Linked DNA regions of Homo sapiens: region 2 is linked to region 1. A link is a loop called in an ENCODE intact Hi-C map of the cell type or tissue named here. Cell type or tissue: chondrocyte. All regions are shown on one strand.

Region 1 (5,000 bases):
TTTGTTGGCATACAACTGTTTCCAGCATTCTCTTATGATCCTTTCAACATCTGAAAGGGTGGTAGTAATGTACCCACTTTTATTTCTGTATTTGGCTATTTACAGCATCTCTCCTTTTTTAGTCAATGAGCTAAGGGTTTGATAATTTTGTTTATTCAAAAAAATGTAATCTTTGGTTTTGTTGATTCTATTTTTTTTCCTCTCATCTACTATGATGATCAGCATTTTAACCTTCAGCATCTCCGCACCTCTGCTAGCTTTGGGTTTAGTTTGCTCTTCTTTTTCTAGTAAGGTTAGGCTATCAATTGAGATCTTTTATTTTTATTTTTTTTTTTTACTTCAGGCCTTTTTACCTATAAATCTCCCTTTGAAGGTTGCTTTCTTTTCAGATCATAAGTTTTGGTAAACCTTGGTTTTGTTTGTATTTATCCCAAAGTATTTTCTAATTTCCTTTGCAATTTTTTTTCCTTTACAAATTAGTTGCTGAGGAGTGTGTTGCTTAATTTTTTGATTTCTTCATTCTATTGGTGATCAGAGACAAGGCTTTGTATGAATTCAGTCTTTTTACATTTGTCGAGGCTTGTTTCACAGATTAACATCTCTTCTATGCTGGAGAATGTTCCGTGTGCGCTTGAGATGAATGTCGGTTCAGCTGTTGGTGGGTGGGGTTTTCTGCGGGCGTCATCTAGGTCATTATCACTCCTCTGAATATTGTTCTTGTCACTACTGAAGTGAATATTGACATTTTTATGAACTCTCCTTTCCATTCTGTCAATGTTTTCTTCATATAGTGTGGGGTTTTTCTGTTTGATGTATATTTGCTTGTAATTTTTCTATCTTCTAGATCAATAAACTCTTTTATCAATTATTCTTCATCTCTTATGACCCTTTTTGACTTAAAGTCTGTTTTTCTGGTCCTGGTGCGGCACCCCAGCTCCTTCTCCATATCTTCCTGCAGGACGACTTCTCTGCCATCCCCCTCACCCTACCTATTCCTTTGGCTCTAAAGCAAATCTTGTGATTACTAGGTCATTTTAAAAATTTTGCCAAGTTTATACCTTAGCCAGTGAGTTTGATGCTTCTATGTTTAAAGTAATTAACTACAAGAAGGATCTTCTGCCATTTTTCTATTTGTTTTCAAGTCTTTGTTGTTCACGATTCCCCTTATACAGCCTTATTTTGTATTTGATTGACGTACTCTACTCCTTTGATCCTTGACTAATTTCTCGTCTGTATACACTTTTTAGTTATTTTCTTTATGCTTACCTTTGACATTACAAGTAACATTCTAATCTTACAGCGATCTATTTTGAATTGATCCAGCATAGCTTCTGGAACATACAGACTCTGCTCCTACACAGCTCTAGAGCCTGATGTTGCTGTCACAAAGGATGCCCTTGTGTGGCGTGCACCAAGTTAACAGCAATTACAGTTATTGTTTTATCCCCTCCCTGGTTTTAGTAATAGCTGGACAGACAAGATCATGGTGGAAAGAGGTACATGTGTAAATGGTGCCGGCTCTGGACAATTCTTGCTTTATATTTTGAAACTTAATTCCAGAGAAACATTTTTACAAAGCATCACGTGGCTTTGGGTTGCGATGGAGCCACGTCTAGTTCATCTCCACACTCTGGTCACCTGTATCACTGAGGGTCCAGAATGTACAGCTGCTTCTCCAGTCTCTAAAACTCTCACCTATGCCTTTCAAGTTATGTAGGAAAGGAAAAAGGGAGTTACAAACAAAAATACAATGATGCCGGCTTTTTTTTTTTTTTTTTTTGAGACGGAGTCTCACTCTGTCGCCCAGGCTGGAGTGCAGTGGTGCGATCTCAGCTCACTGCAACCTCCGCCCTCTGAGTTCAAGCGATTCTCCTGCCTCAGCCTCCTGAGTAGCTGGGATTACAGGCTCCTGCCACCGCGCCTGGCTAATTTTTTGTATTTTTAGTAGAGACCAGGTTTCACCATCTTGGCCAGGCTGAACTCTTGACCTTGTGATCCACCTACCTCAGACTCCCAAAGTGCTGGGATTACAGGCATGAGCCACCATACCCAGTGGATGCTGGCTTTTATATTTACCTATGTGATTACTTTGCCAATGTTCTTTATCTTTTTTTTTGTATGGCTTTGAGCTACTCTTTTATTTTTTAGCAATTTGGGAGAAACTTGCAACACACAGGATAGAATAGATTGTCCTACTGACACAAAAACTCCAAAATATTAGTTTCTTTAACAATAAGTGTGCTCTGTTTCTTACCACATGTGCGCTGCGGGTCAGGAGGAGGCTCTGTGCATTTCCCTCGTCAGGGCCGCGGGCTGTGGAATGCCCACCTTCAAGGGCAATACCATTGGATGAAACGCTCTGTGGATTTGCACTGTGCAACATGGCAGCCTCGAGCCACATATGGCTCTGAGCGTTTGACCTGTGACAAATGCAACCGGGAAACTGAATGTTTAATTCTATTTCATTTTAATGAATTTAAATTTAAATAGCCACATGTGGCTGGTGTCTCCTATACTGGACTGCAAAGGTCTAGAACGTGTCTGGTGTCTCTGATGAGACAAAGAACTCGGCTCTTGCTGGTTTCTTCCCAGCGATGGCAGAGTTCACTTTTCACTGGCTAAGGCAAGTCAAATGCCCCGGCACAACCTCAAGGGGGCAGAAGAGTGCAGTTTTAACAGGTGCCCAGAAGAAGGAGAACCGGAAGCATCGCTGGACATCAAGGATTCTGCAAAGCAGAGAATAAACCCCAGATTGCTTAGGGGAAACCAGCTGGGTAGCGGTTTAATGGTTGGAGGAGCATGGTCAGGGCAGTAAGTGAACACAGTACCAGGGGAATTTGTAGAGAAGAAATGAGGACCCAGGGTGAGAAATTGTTCAAGGCCAAAGACAGAAGTCGCTGGTCTCTGTCAACACTTCATCCTCAGGGCCTGCCTGCATGCTCAAGGGACCCTGGTTGCATGGCTGTGCAGGTGGCCCGAGCTGCCCAAACCTTGCTCTGGCACAGAGGCAGGCCCGTCAGGCGTGTTCCATCTCCCTGTTGTGTGACTATAAGAGAATTACCTGAGACTGGGTAATTTATAAGAAAAAATGTTTATTTAGCTCACTGTTCTGCAGGTTGAGAAGTTCAAGGGCCTGGCCTTGGCTCCCTGTGAGGGTTTCTGAGCTGGGTCATAACATGATGGAGAAGGTCAGAGGAGAAGTGAACAGATGTGGAGAGGACCAAGCAGAAGGAGAATCTGCACCTTGTAACAACAGTTCCAGTGGGAGCCAGTCCAGTCTCTGAGAGTGAAGCCACACTCAATACCTCACAAAGAAGGATTCAGTCCCAGGACATAAACACCTCCTGCCAGGATGTAAACACCTCCCACCAGGCCCCACCTCCAAACACTAACACATTGAGGATCACGTTTCACATGGAACTTGGTGGAGATGGCAAACCACGTCCAAACCACAGTCAGCTTCCTCACCTCCTGCAGTGCATCCTTGGCTGAGTTTACTCAGTATACCCAGGATGCTCATGTCCACTCACCAGATCTTCCATCTCATGCACCCTCACCTTCCAGATGCAGCTGCAGTAGTCCTCACCTCCACCCACCAGATCTGCTTCCATCCCATGCACCCTCGCCTTCCAGATGCAGCTGCTGTGATCACGTCCACCCGCTAGATCCTCTTCCATCCCATGCACCCTCACCTTTCAGATGCAGCTGGAAGCATGTGAAGCATAATAAATAAACTCAACTTAACCTCGTCTCTTATTACATCAAACCCCCGAGTTGGTGGTGTAAGTTGCCTAATTCTGGCTTTGGATCCCAGCTCCATTGCTTTTTTACTTGACCCTGCGTGAGTTCCTTAAGCTCCTGTGTGGCTTCAGGCAAAGTGTCTGGCCTTCCTCGGTCTTGCTTGGCACATTTGTGAGCCGAGTAAAATATATTATAAACTATTAATCCATAGGGAACAATGATCATGGTGTATTTTATTTTAGCTTTTATTTCAAAACACGATTAAGGAATGCATAATTTTCCTTTAATCATTTGTTTATATCTTTTCAACTTACTTAGATTTATTCTCTATTAACTAATTTTTGTTACTATTGTAATAATCAATAATTAGAAAAATAACCTAGCCATCACTGATTATTCGTGGGATTCAGGAACCCAATGATTTCCCTGAGAATCACCTTGCTGTAGGGACTGAGGGGAATTTTCCTGTTACTGAGCCTGGCCACTAGATGGATGCATGACCACCTCACTTTAGCTTTCTCGACTTTCAGTCCTAAAAAGACTTACAAGGATTCTGCACCTTTTCTCCCACCTCCCCCGTTCCTTGAATGGTGAATTTCTATAACATTTGATAACTGTTCTTTTAATAATTCTTGACCCTTTCTGTGCTTTCATTTAACCTCAAGTCTAGATTATTATTCAAATTGACTCATTTGGTAAAAATATATTGGGTATCTATCATGCAGCAACAGCTTAATGGGATCCCTCGTGAAGCCGTCAAGTGCTGAAGCTGTGAAAGCTGGGGCCGGCGGATCGGGTCGGGACTGCCGCTGTGATCACTTTTAGGCCAGCGTCAGCAGAAGCCTGTGTGATTGCAGGCAGATCTACGCTGTCTTTCAAACGTGGTGACACCGAGGTACAGCGTGGGGGACACGCAGCAGGGTTAAGGGTGTGGGGGGAGCTTGTTCGTCCTCCTTGGAAACCATGACACGGGGAAGGGGATTTAGGCCTCCTCAGTTCCACACTCCTCCTTTCTAGAGGCCAAGGCAGCCCTTTGATCAAGGTCACATTGCTCCTTAGAGGCAGCTCAAAAGCAGTTTCAGGAGGGAGCTCTCCACGTCTTTTTAGAGACAAATCTCCTCCGTGTGAGGGTCTCTGAAGCGGCAGGGTCCGTGGGGCCAGTGAGGCTGACTTCGTGGCTGGGCCCCCACAGTACAGCCACGATGACAGGGATGGGACAGCTGCACAGAGGTCAGTGAGCCCTGGGGATGAGGGGAGGA
Region 2 (5,000 bases), 190 kb after region 1:
GTATTTAGATACAAATCTTTTATTATCATGCAATAAATATTTCTATGATTCATAGTAGAAATGCTTTTGCAATTCATGATTGAAAGTCTAAATGGGAGAATATTGATCCTCATATGTCTCTATTCACATACATAACCTGACATTTCATTTAGAATGTAAACCATATAGGTAGGTTAATAGTTGTGATGTTATTGCTTCTTGATATTTAAAGAAAACATATTCAATGATCCAATAAATGAAGTCCATATGTATTGGCTCTAGATAGAAGATAAGGAATATGTTACTTTAATTTTGCTTTGGATACTACACTTTATTTGGTGATGAAAATATACAACTGAAGATTTTGGAAAAAGTCTAAAATCCTTTATTATTCTAACATTGTATGACTTGAGTTACCCACTGGCTGCAAGAAATTCTGGTAGGCAGCACAAGGAAATCATACAATAAAGACTAAAATCAGTGGGAAGTTGGTAGATTTGTGGACTTCTACCCAGTGACAAATTATGTAGAATTTTTAGAAAGTTCATTTTCACTGGTAGAATTATCTAAACTTTTAAAGCAAAAACTAAATAATGTATTTTAATGATAGATTTTCATGGTGGAGAGTAAAGAAAGAACATTGAAAACCCACTAAAACCCCACAATCATTTCCTTTTTTTGTGGGGCGGGGAGCTTTATTATCAGTCAGCCTGTAATTTAGTTGATAAATTACCTGCATGTCTTCCTTTCCCTTTCCCTGGAAATAAAACAAAATAAGAGAGGAAGGTGCACTCTCCAACATTCGGCTGCACAGGCCAGGCTGCGTTCCTCCGCCAGGCATGTGATGTTTGGACAGGGGTGCTATTTTCTCTCTCAGAGTCCATCTGTGACTAGAGTAAAGTGAAAGGTTTAAAACCCATGAGTTGTATATATTATTATAAAAGGAAGGGCCTGGCCAGGTGCGGTGGCTCACACCGAGGCAGGTGGATCATGAGGTCAGGAGTTCGAGACCAGTCTGGCCAAGATGGTGAAACCCCATCTCTACTAAAAATGCAAAAATTACCTGGGTGCGGTGGCGGGCATCTGTAATCCCAACTACTCAGGAGGCTGAAGCAGGAGAATCGCTTGAACCTGGGGAAGCAGAGGTTGCAATGAGCTGAGATCATGCCACTGCACTCTAGCTGGGTGACAGAGCAAGACTGTGTCTCAAAACACAAACAAAAAAAAAAAAAAAAGGAAGGGCCTGATTGTTCATTTATTCATTTGTTCAATTAAAATTTCACTAAAAAAATTATTTTACAAGAAGATGCTAAAACATTGTTTTGTGTTTTTCTAATTTAAAAAAAGCAGTAGATGTTGATTATCTTTCCAGCCATGATGAAGTAACTGAGGCAGGCTTAACGTTCTGATGTAAACAACTACAAAATTGGGCAGAAGACAAGAGGCTGGGCATAGGATCCTGTGCTCACACCTCCATTAGGGGGTTTCTGGGATGCAGCCCCACTGTGGCCTCACTCTGCAGGTCACTCTTGAGAAGTCAGATGCCTACTTTGTTCTTTGGCCTGGATGAGGAATGTGATATTTTATCTTCAGGCCCTTAGGATTGTGTTTCATTATCTTTAAAGTTCAATAGTTTTATCTGGCTATGTCTTGGTTAAATATGCCAGGCCAGTTCCTGCAGGTCTCAGTAGGCCCTTCTGACATGTAGCGTCAATGCTTCTTTTGTTTCTGGAAAAGTTATCTAACTCTGGTTTCTCTAGCTCTGGCCCTAGGTTTGTTCAGGACTCCAGTTAGACATATGCTGGCTCTTTGTTGGCTCTCTTGCATGTCACCAATGTCACTCTGACCCTTTTTTTAATATAACTCATTTTGATAGTTCATTTTATGTGTCAACTTGCCTGGGCTATGGGGTGCCCAGGTTTTTGGTCAAACATTATTCTGGGTGTTTCCATGAGGGTGTCAGTGCCTGAGATTAATTTACTTTGGTGGACTTTAAGTAAAAAGCAGATTCCATAACATGGGGGTTGCACCAGGCCTTGCACCCCTAAAGGCCTAAAGACCCCCACTCCCTGGCTCTGAGAGAACTCTGCAGCCCACCTGCTTCAGACTCCAGCTGGAGCGTTGGCCCTCCTGGGTCTCTGGCCACCAGCCCAACCTGCAAACTGTGGACTTGCCAGCCCCATAATTACGTGAGCTCACTCTTCCTTCCAGGGATTCTGTTTCACTGGAGAACTCTCATAAATCATTTTAATTTTAATTTTTGTTGTTTTCTTGCCTTTCTTGAATGTCTCAAATTGTCACTCAATCCAACCATTCTTGGTTTTGGTCATTTTTATATTTCCTACTAAAAAGTCCTTTTCCTTGTTCAACCAACTGCTTGGTAAGGATATTTAATTTAAGGTGCAGTATTGTGCTCAGTTCCCTTCTCTGTCACGGTTGTTTTTTGGCAGTGCATTTTTATCACCTGAAATGGCTTGATTCTCATTTTGTGTTTTCTTCTACTAATAGCTTTTTATAACGCTGGGCTGCTTTTGTTTACTTATTTCTTCTGACCGTTAGAGGCAGCGGATAGGATTCCTTGTTCAAGAGCTCTCTCTTCTGTCAGTGCAGCAGCATTCTGTTTCTCGCTGCTGTCCTGGGGGAAAGTGGTGTGTCATCTGGTTTCTGCTCCTCTTTGGTCTTGCAGAACCCCACATTTTCCTCTCTTGCTTCTCTTTATTTCTTCACTCCTCTGCTTCCTAAGGGTCCTTCTTCCTTCTGATTTACCCTTTTCTTCAGAGGCAAAGCAGCTCTGGGCATGCCACGTGGGTCCTGGAGATGCATGTCTCCCTTCCCTGGAGCTGCCAGCCCCTGGGAGGCTTCTCTGCAGTTTTACCACCACAAAGTGGGTTTTGCTTAACGGCAGCTCCTGCTCCTTTTCTCCATGTCCCTCCTGTCCATGTGCCTGGACTTTCCTCAGTGTCCACCACTGTGTTACCTTTGGGATCAAAGGTAGTCGATCTGCTGTTGTATGTTGATTATTTCACCTGCAGGTGATTGAAACACACCACCTCTCTCTCCCAGGCTTGCCAAGGGAAGAGTTCTACGTAAAGTTGTTCTTCATGCTCATCTGCATAGTTATCTTGGAGATGTTTGAAAAGATTTAGATTCAGGTGGCTGCCAATATCTTCAGGCAACCCAAAGTCAAATTAACGTTTTTATTTTATGTAAATCAATGATTAGAAAATTGATTTTACATATTTTACATAATTATCACCATGGGACTCATTATTTTGTTGCCACTCGTCAACCTGTTAATTCTGCATTTATAGTGATTTGTAATAGTTTTTCTAATTAAGGCAAACTAAACGAAATCAGTTAATAACGAAGTAGATTTTATCCCTCATGTACGCTAATATAGACTAACATGAAATCCCATAATTTATCTTATCTCAAAGCACATTTTTATACCAGGCAGCTGATTTGGTTTCTGCCCTCAGTCTATTCTCTCTCACACAGACTCCCCTTTTCTTTTTCTCTGTTTCTGTTTTTCCTGTCCTTCGCACCCTCAGCAGGGAGCTCAACTTCCTGGCACTATTCTCACACACATGTCAGGTGTAAACATCTTTATGGGGGAAACAGGCTCTGGCTGTCTCACAAAGCTTTAGTTGTCATGCACATGTAACACTTTCATTCACTTCTTAAAGGTGATTTACATGAGCCTCGCACAGCTGAGACGTATTTCGCTGCTTACTAAACCTTGAATGATGGTGCGTCATTCTCATTAAAACAAGGAAGCACAGGAAGGTGGAAGTATAAATTTTTGTGAGTGTTTCTGGCCCACTATGAAAGTGCGACAGCGGGCATGGCTGTCTAGGCCTCCCTGGCAGCACTGGTGTGGGGGCTCCCAGGAAGGAGTAGAGGAGGGTTAGGAAAAGGATGGGAGGGCCACGGGCCTGGCAGCTGAGCAGCACCTGGGCCCTCACAGCTCAGATTGCAGAGCAAAGAGGGAGCCACGTGTGGAGGGTGGGGAACATGGAGCGAGAAGGGGAGGGAAGCACAAAAGGGAGCACAAGAGGAGAGAATGGAGGGGAGCATGGGAGGGAGCATAGAAGGGGGCATAGAGGAAACACAAAGGGAGCACTGGGGAGAGCATGAGAGGAACAGGGGAAGCACAGGCGAGGTAGCACAGGGGGGAGCACTAAGAGAGCACACCGCGGAGCTGCCTCCACCCAGGCCTGGCATGAGCAGGGTTGACCCCAGAGCCCAGACCCTTCCCCCAGGAGCACAGGGAACAGGCAGTGTTCCCCCACAGTGGGGGCGGGAAGGAGAGTCCAAGGGCCAAGGAAGGGCTGATGGTCCATTTCCTGTGGAATTGCGCCAACCTGATGGCATCCATAAGGCACACTTACCATGCTTGGGTTCTGTGGTCAAGTCCAGAAGAGGCACGTCCTGCTCAGGGCCCCATCGGCTACCCTCCGTCCCCAGTACCTGGAACTATGTATGGCACCAGCCCTGGGGCAGGCACGGGCCTTGGCTTCTGAGCTCCAGGGATGCCCCAGACCCCCTCCCTTAGCTTCTGCTTCTTGGCCTCACATCCAACTGCTGCAACGGCACCTCTGCACCTGCTGGTGGGGGTGACGCCTGTCCCTTCTGCACCTGCCAGCCAGGGATTATGACCTGTCCTTTCTGTACCTGCCAGACAAGGATTATGACCTGTCCCTTCTGCACCTGCTGGCTGGGGATTATGACCTGTCCCTTCTGTACCTGCCAGGTCGGGGGTGATGCCTATCCTTTCTGCACCTGCTGGCTGGGATTATGACCTGTCCCTTCTGCACCTGCCGGCTGGGGGTTACGACCTGTCTCTTCTGCATGTGCTGGCCAGAGGTGATGTCTGTCCAGTCCACATATGCCGGCATGGGGGCTGACTGGTCTGTCTCTCTACATCTGTGGGCTGTGGTGACTGGTCTGTCTCATCTATCATCTACACCCACCAGCTGGGTATAATGCCACAGACTCTGCCTGCTCCTGCGCTGGCACAT

The links. Hi-C counts contacts between places; a loop is a spot of excess contacts. Peaks named below come from ENCODE experiments on the same cell type or tissue, not always from the same donor. Only the 100,000 strongest peaks of a DNase experiment are listed, where the experiment ranks them.
Region 2: it touches region 1 in a loop (3-fold over the local background); 9 of 110 quality-filtered maps call a loop at or near these places.

The regions. Positions count from the first base shown.
Region 1 is chr2:711,818-716,817 of GRCh38, forward strand. It overlaps LOC105373358 (a long non-coding RNA gene), which reads right to left. Exons shown (of 4, transcript XR_001739247.2): 2 at 2,255-2,420. Among named protein-coding and RNA genes, the nearest start is that of TMEM18, 37 kb to the left of the region's middle. In chondrocyte, CTCF peaks have their summits at 2,647 (motif pointing right), 2,853, 4,232 (motif pointing right) and 4,432; no DNase peak of the experiment used is centred here.
Region 2 is chr2:900,850-905,849 of GRCh38, forward strand. It overlaps LINC01939 (long intergenic non-protein coding RNA 1939), which reads right to left and starts at 4,602. Exons shown (of 4, transcript NR_110179.1): 1 at 4,371-4,602; 2 at 1,043-1,110; 3 at 713-869. In chondrocyte, a CTCF peak has its summit at 2,553; no DNase peak of the experiment used is centred here.